2 separate regions of the Mus musculus genome follow, and region 2 is linked to region 1. Evidence: chromatin loops called from intact Hi-C (ENCODE). Cell type or tissue: heart. All regions are shown on one strand.

The links. Peaks named below come from ENCODE experiments on the same cell type or tissue, not always from the same donor. Only the 100,000 strongest peaks of a DNase experiment are listed, where the experiment ranks them.
Region 2: it touches region 1 in a loop (2.7-fold over the local background); 3 of 42 quality-filtered maps call a loop at or near these places.

The regions. Positions count from the first base shown.
Region 1 is chr9:30,893,363-30,901,362 of GRCm38, forward strand. It overlaps Adamts15 (a disintegrin-like and metallopeptidase (reprolysin type) with thrombospondin type 1 motif, 15), which reads right to left. Exons shown (of 8, transcript NM_001024139.1): 8 at 5,793-8,000. Among named protein-coding and RNA genes, the nearest start is that of Gm31140, 17 kb to the left of the region's middle. In heart, no CTCF peak of the experiment used is centred here; DNase peaks (open chromatin) are centred at 2,469 and 3,549.
Region 2 is chr9:30,777,446-30,785,445 of GRCm38, forward strand. Gm31013 (a long non-coding RNA gene) reads right to left here and starts at 4,510. Exons shown (of 2, transcript XR_870607.1): 1 at 4,454-4,510. In heart, no CTCF peak of the experiment used is centred here; a DNase peak (open chromatin) is centred at 4,016; H3K27ac peaks cover 412 bases.

The DNA.
Region 1 (8,000 bases):
TAAGTTTCCTGAAGCTATGTCTCATAACCCAAAGCCTCAATTTCTGCTCCAGCTTGAACAGGTCCTCCACGGTCCATGTGTAGGAACCATGTGTCCTAATGTGGTTATGTGAAAAATGGTGAGGTCTTTAAGGGTGGAGCCTGGTGCATGGTCCTTGAGGGCACCAAACTCAAAAAAAGTCAGCATAATTCTTCTGGTTAGTTTAGTGGTCCCTCTCCATTATCTGGCTTCCTATCTTATCTTGCCATTTGAACTTTCTCGTGTGTTCACCACCATGATGTCATCTGTCATGATGTAATGTAGCCAGGGGGACTATCACCAAAGCCAATACAGGCTCTTTCAATCTCAGCCTCCAAAACTACAAACAAAATAATCTTGTTTTCTTCATAAGTTGTCCATGCTCCAATATTTTGTTATAATAGTGTAAAAAGGACTAACACAGCTCCGGTCTGGAAGCCCTATCAAAGAGACATCTCTAACTATGATGGTTTGTACATGCTTGGTCTAGGGAGTGGCACCATTAGAGGTGGCCTTGTTAGAGTAGGCATGGCATTCTTGGAGTAGGTGTGTCACTGAGGACATAGGCTTTAAGACCCTCATCCTAGCTACCTGGAAGCTACTCTTCTCCTAGCAGTCTTCAGATAAAGATGTAGAACTCTCAGCTCCTCCTGGACCATGCTTGCCTGAATGCTGCCATGCTCCCACCTTGATGATGATGGACTGAACCTCTGAACCTGTAAGGCAGCCCCTATTAAATGTTGTCCTTACATGAGTTGCTTTGGTCATAATGCCTGTTCATAGCATCTATCCCTTCACCTCCAGGGCTACTGCTTACTCACTTACCAACCTAGACTGCTATCATGAGATAGCTCGCGGGGGTTCTTATCTCCTGCCTGCATTTCTGCCAGTTGTTCTCTCTCTCTCTCTCTCTCTCTCTCTCTCTCTCTCTCACACACACACACACACACACACACACACACACACACACACACACACACACACACTGTGTCTGTGTGTTTCTGTCTGTGTGTCTGTGTGTCTGTGTACATATGTATGTCAGTATATGTTTGTGTTGGTGCACATATGTGTGCATGTGTATGGAGAAGCCAGAGGTCAACCTCGGGTGCCATTTCTCAAGAGACATCACCCTGGAATTTTTGGTTGTTTACTTGGTTTTTGTTTTGTTTTGTTGAGACACGGTCTCTCAGTATCTAGAAACTCTCTGGCTGGCCAGAGAACCCCAGGGACCTGCCTATCTCTGCCACCCCAGCTCTGGGGTTGCAAGCATGTGCTACCAAGCCTATATTTTTAAAAATAAATGTAGGTTTTGAAGATTAGAGTCAGTTCTTCATGTTTTTACAATTTGCATTTTACTGACTAAGCAAACTATTCACCTAGGCACCCTAAAATGTTCCTTATTCAACTCTCTCCTCACCCCACTCTTAAATTGAGTGTGTTGTATATGTCCTGGAAGCCTGGATGACAGGAGAAGGTGGGTTTGAAGGAGAAGGTGAATATGTTGATATGCTTTTTTTTTAATTATTTTAGCCTTTTAAAGAAATAGCCTTATTTAGAAATAGCTAGCAATAGTTGAAGGTACACATAGTCCATGGTCCAGAAACACCATTTCTACAAAACTCACAGGGTCTGTACACTGGAGAGCATGTACAAGAATGTTCACAACAGAATTATGCAGTGAACTACTCGAGACAACCTACACATCCGCATTCATATTCACACACTGAGAAAATATATCAGACCATAGGGACACTGCACTCCACTCAACTGTGTCCACACAAATGGCTCTCACAAACACGGAAAGAAAAGAAAGTGATTTGGAAGGAATAGCATGTAACATGCTACCCTGTCTATCCGCAGGCTTGAAGTGTGCAAGGCAGGATACCCACTGCTTAGGAATACATACCTGCACCAGGAAGGGATAAACACCAAAATGGAGCTAACACTTGCCTGTGACAGGAGAAGGGCACACATCGAGGCATCTGTGGAGGTTTTAACTACTTCCTGACTAACTGATTGACGGAGTTGTTGAATTATGAACTTTTTTTTGAGACAGGATCTCACTATGTAATGCTGGCTAGCATCGAGTTCATAATCTTCCTACCCCAGCCTCCTGATTGGTAGGATTACGGGGGCACACAACACACCCAATAGTGTTTTTTATATTTTGTACTGTGTGGTTGGTACCTAGGTTTTAGTTTATTATTCTTTGTACCTTCTGTATATCTCAAGGAAGGTGGCAATGGTTCTAGATGTTTCTGGAGAAATAAGGGACTCTGTGCCCAGAGTTTGATTTACTTCTTACACTTTTCTCATCCTTTGTCACTCACAGTCGCTCAGACTATCCCAGGTTTCTGAACTTCTCTGAGTCAAGGTTCATTTGGTGGCAAAGAGGTTTCCATGTGCCAAATCCCAACCCTGAAATGGCAGCAGCAGCACCACTGGGAGTCATGCCAAGAAAGCAATTAAGAGAATAGGTTTCCTAGGAGGGGACATTACAGGAATCCTGGGCAAGTCCAGGGTGTGTTGATGGGCGCTTCGGGAACCACAGAGGCTGGTCTCAGGAACATGCTCCCTATAAGAAACTCTTCAGGGCAAGGCAATGGGTTGCATAAATGACTCCCTGCCTCTTTAAGAGACAGACAACTAAAGAACACTGATGGGCAGCTGGAAGGAAGCCCCTCCGACGCCCCAGTCCACCCCCACCCCTGCCCACCTGGCACACCTCACCAAAAGAGGGCACTCCAAGAGATTAGTACCCTGACCACACTTCTCTGGGACACCCAAAGGCTGCCCTTTCATCAGCAAACCTGCCATGTTTGCTGACTCTCTGTGAGAAAGGTCTTCCTGTGGTGACTACAGATTCAGGGCCCTGGTTCATCAAAATAATTGGTCAGAGTCAAGGACTGAGGGTCCAAGGCCCTATAGTTTTGTATGGGCTGTAGCAGGGTGGGAAGGGGACAGGGAAGCAAAAACAGGATTTAAGATATATCTCTGATATCACCAGGCCCCCACTGTTCACCGGGACTATCTTCAGTCCATGTTTCCCAAAGTACAATTTTTCGTTGTTTTTGTTTGTTGTTTTGTTTGTTTTGTGTTTTTAGATTCCCGTATCTGACCGTCTCCTTCTCATTTTTTCCTTTCTTCCCAAACAGCTCTTTTTAGGATGGAGGCAAACTGTTCTGATTCTTCCTTTGGGAATGCCTCCTATCTTCTTTACCACATTTCTGTCCATTCTTAGAACTTGATCTGCATTACTGACCATAGCCCAGAACAAGACAATGAAAGGGCTTCCCACTAAGGCTCCAGAGGAAGATCTGGGTGGGGCAAATCACCCAGGGCCTGGGGTGGGCAGACAGGGTGAGAAATGAGTTTGCTCTATGCAGGGCTCAGCTTAGCAGCCTATCCTGCTTGGGATCCGTGAACATTTCATTATAACCTCCTCAGAGCTATGTGGCTTGGGAGGTGACACGGTGGCATCTGACAGGCCCAAAGGGGTTTGTTGCCAGGATTGCAGCTTGAAGGCTGACTCACCCAGGGAGGGCTGGGTACAAGCCAAGGATCAATGGAAAGACTCTAGGGTCATGCACGATGCCCTTGGCTCTGCCAGCTCAGCCTGCTGGAGGCCTGCCAGGACTCACTAGGCATGCATGCAGAGCTTAGCTCAGAGAGTCAAAACTCTTCTGCAAAACTATCCCAGCTTCTACACACACACAAGCGCGCACACACACACACACACACACACACACACACCCCTCCTCACTAGGATAAAGATGTACTTTCTTCCTACAGAAGCATCACAAAGCAAACTGTTCTTACCCTTCATTAAAAGCCAGAAAAGTTAGGACACTGCTCCTTCCTTCACTAGAAAGCTTAGAAAAACACACAGCAGGCTTGTCCATTCCTGAAGGCAGCTTACATGGCCACTTGACTCGATGTTACCTTGGCCGTTCTCCTGAGACTCCAGGCCTGGTTGCACAGCAGAACCAAACCTCTTCTGTTTCCTCCATTGCTGACACCCCACCCCACCCCCAAAACCAGTTCACATGAACTTTACCTTAGATAAGTCCTACTAGCAATTGCTGCAATGGAAACCAGAGGGCAAACAAAAACTACCCCCAAGAAGATAACCATGTCATGGGTAATATTATAAAGTTATCACAGTATGAAGTTATTACAGGAATCAATTAAGCTTAGGCATTGACCCAAACCCCTCAATGTCCTTCCCAGGCCCCTGGTAGCCCATAGAGTCTTGTAGGTTCTTCTGCCCTTTCCCAGAACCCCTAAGTGCTGAAGCTTTGTGCAAATCTCCTGTCTGTCCTCCTCATCAGTTGTCCAGAAGGGGCTGTCCAGCTTACAGAGAAATTAGTCCCCATGGCCTTGCTCAGCCAGAAAGTCAAAGAGACAAAGCCATTTTAATAGTCAGAGTTCTCTAGAGTCACAGAACGCAAGGAATGTCTGTATATTAAGGGAATTTATTGTAATGACTTATAGTCTGCAGTCCAACTAACCCAACAATGGGAAGCTGTGAATGGGAAGTCCAAGGATCTAGCAGTTGCTCAGTCCCACAAGGCCAGTTGTTTCAGCTGGTCTTCTGTATAAGCTAGAAACCTGAAGAGGTAGGTTCCAACAGATGTGCTGGCAAGTAAGTACAAGCAAGCAAAAAAAAAAAAAAGAAAAAAAAAGTGAGCCTTCCTTCTTCCATTGTCCTTATGTACGCCTCCAGCAGAAGGTGTGGCCCAGATTAAAGGTATATACCACCACCCTGGATTTGGAATTTGCTTTGTCCCAGGTTGGCCTTGAACTTATACCTGCTTGCCTCAGTCTCCTGGGACCAACGGCATGTACAACCTTGGCTGAGCCTGAACTTTTCATAGCCACTATGCCTCAAGATCTGGATTAAAAGTGTGTGTCATCCCATGTCGAGATCCAGGTGAAAAGTCTGTGTCTTCCAACCTCAAGTTCTGGATCACAGGTATGCCTCCCATTTCTGGATTGTAGCTCATTCCAGATGTAGTCAAGTTGACAACCAGGAATAGCCATCACACCATCTACTTGTGATTCCAAACTAAAATAAGATAGTCACCAATGTCTCAACTACAGCTGTGCCTACAGGCCAAAAGACCGCTGGATTTCAGGGCCCCATCAAGGATGATTCAAACGATGCTTCTCACTTTCTACATAGAAAATGAGGTCCTAAGAAAGGACCTCAGGTTTCTGAATGTTTTGGGGGGATTGTTTGTTTGTTTGTTTGTTTGTTTGTTGTTTGAGACCTAGCCAAGGCCTGCATATTTGCTGAAATTGTCAACCCAACATGGAACTAGGAAAAGGTAGATATTCTGCCAATACAATGAATCTTTTCCTTAGGAAACAAGGTTTTCCCTAAGGTGAGTAGCAGAAAGTCCTCTATAGTGGACTATGCTGGCCTGTCCTCGTGACTCATCCCCCACCCACCAAATACAGACCAAGAGGTCCTCTCTAAGACCCCAGCCTGGACCTGAACTCCTCTTCTGTAAGACTCATGACTTGTTATACTATCCACCACTCACAAACACTGGGACCAGGGTCTCTTCGTTAGCACTGGTTGGCTTTCTTCTTCACCCATGCAGATTTCCAGGACACTGCCCCTTTGCTTTTTGGCCTAGGCTCTACCTCCTCATCATCTGAGATTTCATGCAGTGGGATGACGCTACCATTGACCCTGTTGTCCCCGACACCCCACCACAGCATGAAGAATGTGCCCATGGATGAGATACAGAGACAGACACAAGATGCAAGTTTTAAATATATCCTACTTTATTAGGAGGAGGTCGCTGTCACCTCAGCAGCCAGCTCCCATGTATACACAGTATACACACTCAGCCAGTCGCCAGACCCTCTCATCCTTCTGCAGTACACGAAATGCAAAAGAAGCAAGCCCAAAGGGGAAGAGGCTCTAGCAACAGTATCTAGAGTCTCCAGGAGCCGACTTCCACGCTGGGCTCCTTCCAGCCTCCTCCCTAACATGATGAGCTCCATAAGAGGAGGGATTGGTCTAAACCCTCCAATCAGTGCACACAATAGGCAGAAGAGACTAGGGGATCCCTAACCCAAAGTCTTACTGGTCCATAACCCAATGAAGATACTCCTGGAGCCCCCAGAACGTCCTTCTCCATAAGTGTGAGACATCACTTTGACTTTTTATTCCATCATTAGAAACCTGTGCCTCCACCTCACCTCTGCTCAGCACGGGTTGACAGAAAATGTTCAAAAGCAAGACAAACTTCCCAAGTTGTCTTCGTCATAGTTCTTTTCAAAAGAAGAAATTTTAAAACAAAAATAAAAACTATTGTGACAGGAAAAAGAGTGTGGATACCTGGCATGAGTCAGGAACAAGAGTGGCCATCCCTCCTTGAAATGACTTGTAAAACAGCTGACAGCAATGCTGTTAGAGGCCAGTCACCTTAGTGAGAGCACCTCACTGCCCACCTGCCTGTACCTCGACCCTTTCCACTCAGCCCAGCAGTGCCTCTCTTCACAGGGACAGAATGCCCCAAGCACAGGGCACCATGTTCTCATCAGCAAGCAAGGCTCCCCTTCAGCCTCAGGCCCTGGGGACCTTTTGTCACTACAACTCTGACGTACTCATTTTGTCGCTATAAATCCGAAGTACGATGTCCTTCGCCAGTGATGGCATCCTAGTCTCAGAGGGTCGCATGCCCTTCACCCACTGTAGGAGTTCTGTTCTAGGTCTACAGCCCAGAGACAGACCAGGGTTAGAATAACAGTCTAGAGTAGTCGTTCTCAGCCTGTGGGTAGCGGTACCTTTGGAGGTCAATCTACCCTTTCATAGGGGTTGCTTAAGACCATTGGAAAACATAGAAATTTACAGTATGATTCACAACGGTAGAAAAATTAGTTATGAAGTAGCAATGAAAATACTTTTATGGTTGGGGGTCACCACAACATGAGGAACCATATTATAGGTTGCAGCATTAGGAGGCTGAGAACCACTGCTCTAGGGGCTAAGCTGGTCTGTGGATTCTGACTACTAGGGAACATGTAAAAGGACTGACAAAGACCCCCCTCCTCCACAGTGAAGACAAGGGTTTTGGTCTTGTCTCCATCTAGTCCTCCGCTGAGGTCCTGGATGTACTGCCGAGTCTTTGGAGATGTCCTATATACATTGGAGCTTCCAAGTCTTCAAGAATTACCCTGCTATAAGAAACACCTGGATTTCTTTTTGACTGCCATGTCTACAAGAATGACAGATGGGTCTCCAGTGTCCCAAGGTCAGGGTACTGATTCTTAAGTGTTTCTAAAACATGATCCCAAGGAACCTGAGGAAGAAGATACCCTACCCGACTCTGTCTTTGTATTTAGAGCCCCAGCTGATAGCCAGGCTATGGGATCAGGAAAGCCACGCACAGACTTATTTCCGTGGCTGAGCACATCCTGCTGAGACGGGTGAGAGCACCAGGTTACTTCTGTCCTAGAGAGCATGATCTGAGGTAGCAAACAATGAAGCCCGTTTACCTACCAGAGAACTGAAGGCCGGGAGACATAATGTAGCATGCCCACAGGAGACAGCAGGAGCTGCCAGAGTAGAAGGCTGACTTGCCAGCATGTGGGTTCTCAGCACCTCACCCTCCCAGGCACAACCACTTCCCCTCAGTGGGTACAGGGCTATGGTCACTTTGGAAGGTCCCTAGGGCAGTGCATGATCTTCATCATCAGCCTCTCTTACATGTTCCTTTCTAGATGACCAAAGTGTCAGAACTCCTTTTCGCTATCCCAGGATGACATTCTTCCAGGCCAGACCCCACAGCTCCATACCTACTCATCCTAACCCTACTGAGAGCAGAACCCTCTAGAGCTTTTGTGTTCTCTGCTTCAGCCACCAAATCATCTCCCCTTTGACGTGGCAAGCATCTGTTCGTCATATTTGCTCTCTCTTGATCAACAAGTGGTCCCTGTAGTTTCTCTGGCTGCCTTCGAAGCAT
Region 2 (8,000 bases), 120 kb before region 1:
ATTTAAGGGTTTTTTTCCCAGCTGCATATGATACTGTAATTTTTAAAAGATGGGCCCAAGAAAGAATTGATCAGTCCAAATTTTAAAATAATTTAAGTAAACTACTTCTTATATGTAGTCTCTGTACCCAGGAGGGTAGCAGAAACTGACTCTACCATGTCTCCTCATTGCTAGGCCAATAACTAGAGTGTAACTCCTGTGGGGGAGGGTTGATTCCAAGACCCTCCATGATTCCCAAAACCACAGAAGTTCAGTTCCCTCACCTAAAAGGTGAGCTTTTGCTTATAGCCAACACATACTATGAGCAATATTTTTCAAGCCTTAACAAACTATATTGTTTAGAAAATGGTCACAAGAAAAACATATCCATGATCAGTAACAGTCAACTAACATAGGCCTAACTATAAAGATAATGATCTGTGCTTGGTTAAATACATGGGTCTGCAGCCTGCAGACAACAAGGAATGATTGTAGTAGATAATATGGGAAGTCACTATGCCCTAGAGGGGTCCACAGTAGGACAGTAAGTACACACAGAACAATAGTGCCACAGCACCACGGAACTCAGGCCATTTGATCTGGCACGCCCTAGGGTGCTGGTCAGTGTCAATGTTGGGAAAGATACAACCCAGGCATTTTTTACAAACCCCAGTGGAAAGTCAGGATGAAAGCCTCTGTGATTCTAGTGTTAGGATCTGGCATAGAAAGAGTTCTGGAAATATTAAGTCTGTGTGGAGACAGGCTAGGGCATGAGACACCAAGTTAGGACATACTTGGAACCAGCTCCTACGAGATGAGTTGTGCTTTGTCAGATCCACCCAGTTCTTTAGGATTTTATTATTATTATTATTAATGTATGAGTAAGTGGTCCAGACTAAAGCCACTATACTTGTGGTAATTTGTTAAAGCAACAGTACCCTTCTCACCTTACCATTAGATTTCATTCTCCATATTGGAAGAAAGCCCATACCAATGGAACTCTAGCTAACAGATCAACCAAGCCTCAGTGCTAGCTTTGAGAGTTAGTCTTTAGGTGACTCTAGTCTAGTGTTCTGGATGAAGCTATCTGTGTGGCCTGCCTAAATTACTGACCTACAGAAACCAGGTTAATTTGAAATTATTATTATTAATACTATGTTGAGTGTGGGGGATGATTTGAGTATGGATCATATAACATATAATAAATAACAAATGTTAATAAAATTTGACCCTAAAGGAATAATCTAAAATCAGAATAACACAAATGTATGGTCATAAAATAAGTGTTGATATTCTGTATGAAGCAGCTAGCAGCAGCATATTATGTTAAATGATTCACAAAGGGAAATTTTTCATTTTTAGTACAACCTTGAAAATGGGCATAGCTGGAAATATATTTAATGGTTAGAACATTTGAATAGCATCCATGAAACCCTATACTGAAAGGGAGGAAGGGACAGAGGGAAGAAGGAAGGGACCGAGGGAGGTCGGAGGGAGGGAGGGACAGAGGGAGGAAGGAAGGAAGGAAGGAAGGAAGGAAGGAAGGAAGGAAGGAAGGAAGGAAGGAAGGAAGGAAGGAAGGAAAGTTTTTTATATGGTCTTTTTTAAAGTCAGCAGGTCATCTTTGCCTGTATTTAAGGCTGACCACTTGAGATTGAATAACTGTTGGCAGGTTCATCCCTGAAGAAAACTTATTCTCCTTCCCTAGGCAGTCATTGATTGCCTGTAGTGGTCCCTTTAGAGGTGGTGTCTTGTGTCATTTCCCCCATCTACATTGGCATGTGGAGTGACACAATCATCGTGCATGCCATGTCCACTCAAACATATTGTTGAAATGTCATGGTATAGCATCCCTCTCGTGTCTAGAAGACACTATCTAGCAGCACGTGCCCTAGTCCACTGCCTCTTACAGTCTTTCCACTTCTACCACATTTTGCATAGTGTTCCCTGGCCCTTTGGTGTAGGGGTTACATTGTGAATATACCAATTGGGGTTGGGTTGCCTATGGTCACTTGTTCTCTGCATTTTGACTAGCTGTGGATCTGAACTCAAACACTGAAGCCCCATGCCTGAAGTATGTAATGTCTTCAGCAAAAGAATCATACACTCAAATTCTGGGAGGCAATGAAGGCCTAGGGTGATAGCCGATATTGTTTGAGGAGTCTCTAAGACACCTCTGACCAATGGACTCAGCAGGAGAGCTGACTGTGAAAATACTAATTAAAGGAGAGGCCATTGTTTGGAGAAGGCATGAGAGTGATGTAAGAGGGATTTGAGGGAGAAAGAGGTGGAAATCATGTGACTACAACACTCATGAATAAAATCCCCAAATATATAAATATCATATATATATTTAAATGTATACATATTTAAAGCCAACAAGGTTAGAGGTGCTTATCTTCCTTTATGCTCACTAAACCAGTTGTCTTTTTTTTTTGCTAGCTTAATTGTACTTCATTTTTATCATACAATTGTGATCATTGTGAGTCTTCTAAACATGTAACTTTTGTGAACTCACTGTTTTTCTCCATTTCTATTGCAACATCCGTTGTTTTTCTGTGCTCGGGATGCCATTCTTTTACACATATGTCGCACATTTTTGCTTGTTTGGTCATGTGCTTTTCATTTTGCTTCTGATGTTCTTGCTTTTTTAATTAAACCCAAATGTTGAGATCACATAGGGCTTGCAATGTACCCTGGGAGCTGCAAAGGAAACAGGGCATATCCCTTCGGCCCTGATACTCTTTAGGATGTAATTTGGGGCATGCCTGCCAGCCACACATGAACCACCAAGTGAGAAATTCTGTGTATAGATTTACACAGAGGTTAAAATTATCTACTGTAGAACAGCATAGAGTGACCGAGATGATTAAGCGTACAATAAACATCAATTGCTTTAACAATTGTCACAAAATATCTCACAAAACAAATTAAAGGAGGAAGGATCTCTCTTTGCCTATGGATTCAGCTAATTCAGTCTAAGGCAGTATGGTTCTATGTGCTAATCGGATAGGGGGCAGCAGGGGCATGTGGAAGAGGAAACTGTTCATCTGTGATGGATAAGAAAGAAGCAAAGAATGAGAAAGAGTCTTGGTGTCTAACTTTCAAAGGCACACCTGAGACCATTTTCCTCCAGAGACCTAACCTCCAAAGAGTTTTCCATAATCTTCTAAGAGAGAGCCACCAGATGGGAAGCAAGGGTCTAACCCGTGGGACATTGCAGGTTCAGACTGTAACAGTGGCCTTTCAAGATGCTAGACAATGAAAAAACATAATGACAGTGTGTGCCATGTGAGTTTGAGACAAGCTAACCTGGATTGTGGTAGACACACTTAATCAACACGGAGGTGTTAAAGGAGGGGTTCAAGAACACGTAACAAATCAACACTGAGGTGGTTAGCACTGCTCCCCATAACATTGCAAGAATCAAATAAGCAAGAAGGACAGGTCTTCTACTCATGTTGTTCTTATTTCCCTTTTGTCCCTGCCAATTCACAGGAAAAGTGATCTGAGCCAATTTCTCTAGCCCATGTGATCTGCATCTCAGATTCTATTGGTCCTAAAGCCCTGGGCCTTGCCCAAACAGACACGGGTCCTGAGGAGAAGGCCCTGCCTCCATGGTTTTGAGTAAGACTCCCCCTCTTCTCCCCTCCACCCAGGTTCAATCATTGAGTGCTCTGGCACTCATGTCTCTTAAATACTTGAAGAAAGTTCACCCCACAACGTTCCTGGTGCTATGATGAGGCCTGTAAGCTCATTTAGGGTCTACTCATAAATCTCTCTGCCCCTCCCCTTCAGTGCTTCAGTGTCTCTTTCTTCTCAAGCCTGTAGAGCCTTCTCAAATCTCAGTGCTCACTGAGGTCTCAGGGAGGAACTTGTACTCACCACTGGCCTCTGAGGAACTCAGCCTGTGAAGCCTCCCCATGGAAGGCTAACATCCCTCTGTTCTTCAAACCAGAGCAACCAAGTAAGCTCACCAAGGCCTCTTGCCTCTAGACACGGCCAAGCCCAGATACAGGGAACATAGCGGGATGTTATCATTAGGTATGGGGCAGGAATCCAGGGCACTTAGGTTCTATTCCTGACTCAACTTGAAATTTGCATAAGTCACCACTGACTCTTGTGGGGACATGACTTTCCTAACCACATAGAACTGACTAAACTTTAAAGGTATGTCTATCCCTGGTGTCCAGGTACAAGGCAGCGTGAAGGAAAACCTGACCACTAAAACTATCATCTCCATGCGTGACAATGCTACCACCATCATTGGGAGGATCCCATGTCTTTCAGATATACACTCTCTCTTTCCAGAATCCCATGTAGGAAACAGCTATGAGACAACAGTGAGAGTCAAACACCAAGTTATAAACTCTAATTGGTCTCATTTGCAGATCCAAATAATAAATTTCAGTAGGTATATGTCTTCTCTGCCAGAAATGCACCATAATCTAGTAAAACTTCAAAGGAAACATACCTTCATGACAGATGAAGGAAAAGGTCCACAGAAATTCAGTGATTTACCTAGTCACTGACTAAAAGTAGCATAACAAGGTCTCTGGAACACCACTATGCCTCCCCAAACCATTCTAACTTTAGAAACTGTATCGGGTAGCTAGGAGACACTTGATAAAGCATTTTGGAAGGTGAGTGGGAAGCTAATTGACTTGTGCTTAGTGATCATGTTTCTTTTCAGAGTCTCTTATACTCTACCCATGAAGCTAGTCAAGTCTCCATGTTTATCAAGTCAAGGCTCTATATCTACTGGTTCTTCATCTGAGGTTTCAACCAACCACTGATTGAAAATGTTTGGGAAAGAAATTGTACCTGTGCAGGACAGTGCAGATTTTTCCAATTAGTCCTAAAACCATATAGTATAACCCTCTTTATTTAATATTTATATCATATTGCAACAGGAACTCTTCCAGGCAGAAGCCCTATGTCTAGCTGCTCCAACAGGCTAGGTTCAGCTTCCCATCCAAATACAATAAAAAGTGATGATAAAAAGCAGACAGAGGAGATTTAATTAACCCATTCACCCCCACCCTGCAGTTTGACTGAAGGGAACTGACATGAGCTTCAGCTTTCAATAGAGGCAGAACTGAGGCAAAACCCAGAAGGTTTGCATCACTATGCTGTTCTGGCTGAGACTAGACTGGTTGATCATTGTCTTAGTTCCTGCTCTTTGTGGTTGTCTGAAGAAGCCCACTTCAGAGTATCAACCAATTGGGTTTTACTAGGAGATTGCTTTTAATCTGGGGAGTAGATGTGTATCATCAATAATTATTCTCAGAGGCTTTGTTCTTTTTTAGAATTCAAGATGACCCCAGGCTTAGGACAATAATATACCTCTGTGCCTGCAGCCTAGAAAAGGTATTAGACATATGTTAGGAAGACATGACTTGAGTGACAGACATGACATGAAGCAAAGGAGACAGACATGAAATGAAGACATCTTACAGACTTTCATCCTGCTGTTAGCTACATGGACCTAAGTAAGGAGTCCCTGCTTGTTAGTAAAAGTGGTTTCTACATGCTTATTGTCATGTTGGGCATTATATATCATCTAGAGGTGATTTAAAACCTGTAGAAATTCTTATGTACATTACAGAGAGCAGCCATCTGAGTGCTGAGAATGAAACTGGACCCTGTGGAAGAGCAGCCAATGCTCTTAACCACCAAGCCATCTTCCCAGGTCCCAAACTTGAGACTTAAGTGAGGAGAATCATCATGCTCTGTCTGCACTTGAGAACACTTCCTAGAACAGGTATAGACGATCTAGTGATTGGTCCATGTGTTGGATGCATCTGTCCCACTGACCTAAGAGTGTAGTTGGTAGTAATAACAGATAGTTAGAAGCGGCTTTTCTAGAGAACACAGGCTCCTCACATGGTCCCACAAGGACTGACTATAAAAGCTTGATACAGGCCTAGCATCTCTTCCTGCATTTTGTGTCTGCATTCTTTACTTTGGCTTAGACTCCTACTTGCCTCTATGTGGGCATGTTCATCACTGGCCCAGTGTGTGTTCACTTAGCCTAACTCATTCTGCCCCTGCCCACCCCATCCCAAGGCAAAAAAAAGAAAAGAAAGAAAAACAAAACAAAACAAACAAACAAACAAAAACCAAATAATCATACGTTATTGTCTTTACCCTTTCTTCTTGAGTCACCATGAATTCCAGAAACAATGAGATGCATATTTGATGCAACATGGGACTGAGACTACCACCAAGTACCAGTGAGCCCAGAAGATAGAACATTCCCAAGATGTGAGCAATTTATCTGGAATGAGCAACTTCACCTTGGAGCAGATCATCTTGTAGAAACCAACCTGGTCTCCTCTGACTGTGAGTCACAATTTAGCAGACAACTCTGCAGGAGCTGAGACCGTAATGAGCAGGAGCACAACTTGACCAGACTACTTAACCTCTTGCCCACTGCCCCAGTTCTTCCTCTATTTAGACCTAAGTCTTTATCCGTAGCCTGAAGACAAACGTAGGATTATTAGATCCCTTTACCTGTTCCTTTTCCCAGTGGGGCCACACTGAGCGATCTCCCTCCTCTGCTTCTCATGAGCAGTTATCTCTTTCATTGGCATATTGAGAAGAGTGGCTGACCCTAGCTTGTTGGGGTTACCAAAGCCCAGGTTTTTTTGCCCTAAAAAAATCTAATTTACAGTAAGACTTTTGGAATTAAAATAGACAATGGGATTCCATGGGATGACATTGTTACAACTGTTAACTGTATGCAGAGACTGCAGGGGGGTCTTCTTCAGCATCACCTCCCTCCCACCCCCTACCCCACCTCCACCCTGTCTTCTAACACCATGAGTCCTCACTTCAAGTCTGATGTTAATTCTAGTTCTCTGAAGTCCCTTTGGGAGCCAGAGCCTGAGCCTAGAGTCACCCCTGGCCACTCCTAGGGCCAAGACTGTTCACCCCTTGAGGCCTGTGCCTGAATGGACAAAAGAGGCCCTTTGTTGCCATTACAGTGAGTGGTTGTCTTCTCCCTAGAGCCACTAGCTTCTGTGTGCACAGGTCTGCCTTCTCTCTTCCCAAGACACTTTGATCGCCCTCCTATTTCAGATCTTGCTGACTTTTCAACACCCTCCCAGACAATCAGCTTCTTTTCTTTTCAATAACCAAGCTGTTCAGATTTCACCTCGATTCCCTCCAACAATTCTAGCAAGGAGGAGTTCAGGGAAGCAGACCCTAAGAAGACACCTGAAGTCCCACATTGATTGGTAAGGGATGATGAAAGATCTTCCATAGGGCTCAAAAACATTTGGAGGAATGAAAGACTTAATGAGTATAGAGTTATGGGAAATGGTAGCCTAAGTTAAGAGCAGCAAATAAAATACCCTAAGAAATCATAAAAGCTGGGTCCCCCCCCCCCGCCCCAAGGGCAGTTGGTCAACTCTGTTTCTGGCATTACCTTTGACACTGTAGTGCCCTTACTATCCCGTAGTGTCACTTGTCACTTCCTCTCTACTATCTTGTCTATATCCCTACTCGGTGTTATTTTAAGGTCTCAGATTGTGGGGTCCCAGAAACTTATTGACCATATACAGAATCTATGGTGGGGCATTTGAAAAGAGATCAGACTCACAAGGCAGTTGGTGTCCTTTTACAAGTTTCATAGAGAATGTCGAGGTCCCACACCTTGTAGTTAATGATAAGTGCATGGTATTCATTTACATTCAAGCTATCTGAATCGTGTGGGTGGCAGGGAAGAGTGAAAGGTTCAGTCCCTTAGTTAACATGTGTCCTTTACATGGCCTATGTTGCTTGTAGCCCCCAGTAGCATAGGGTGCTAAGTAAATGTCTATGGGGGAAGTTACGATCACAGGTCCACAAATATTCATTCTATATAGTACCTGCCATTTCTTTTACAGCATCTATGAAAGTATCCGTAGAAAAAGGAAAGGGGATTTTCATCACTGTACTATGTGAGAACGATAGGCTAATATGTCAATGTCTTTCCACAATGTTGGAAATTATTGAATATCAATATATCTACAAGA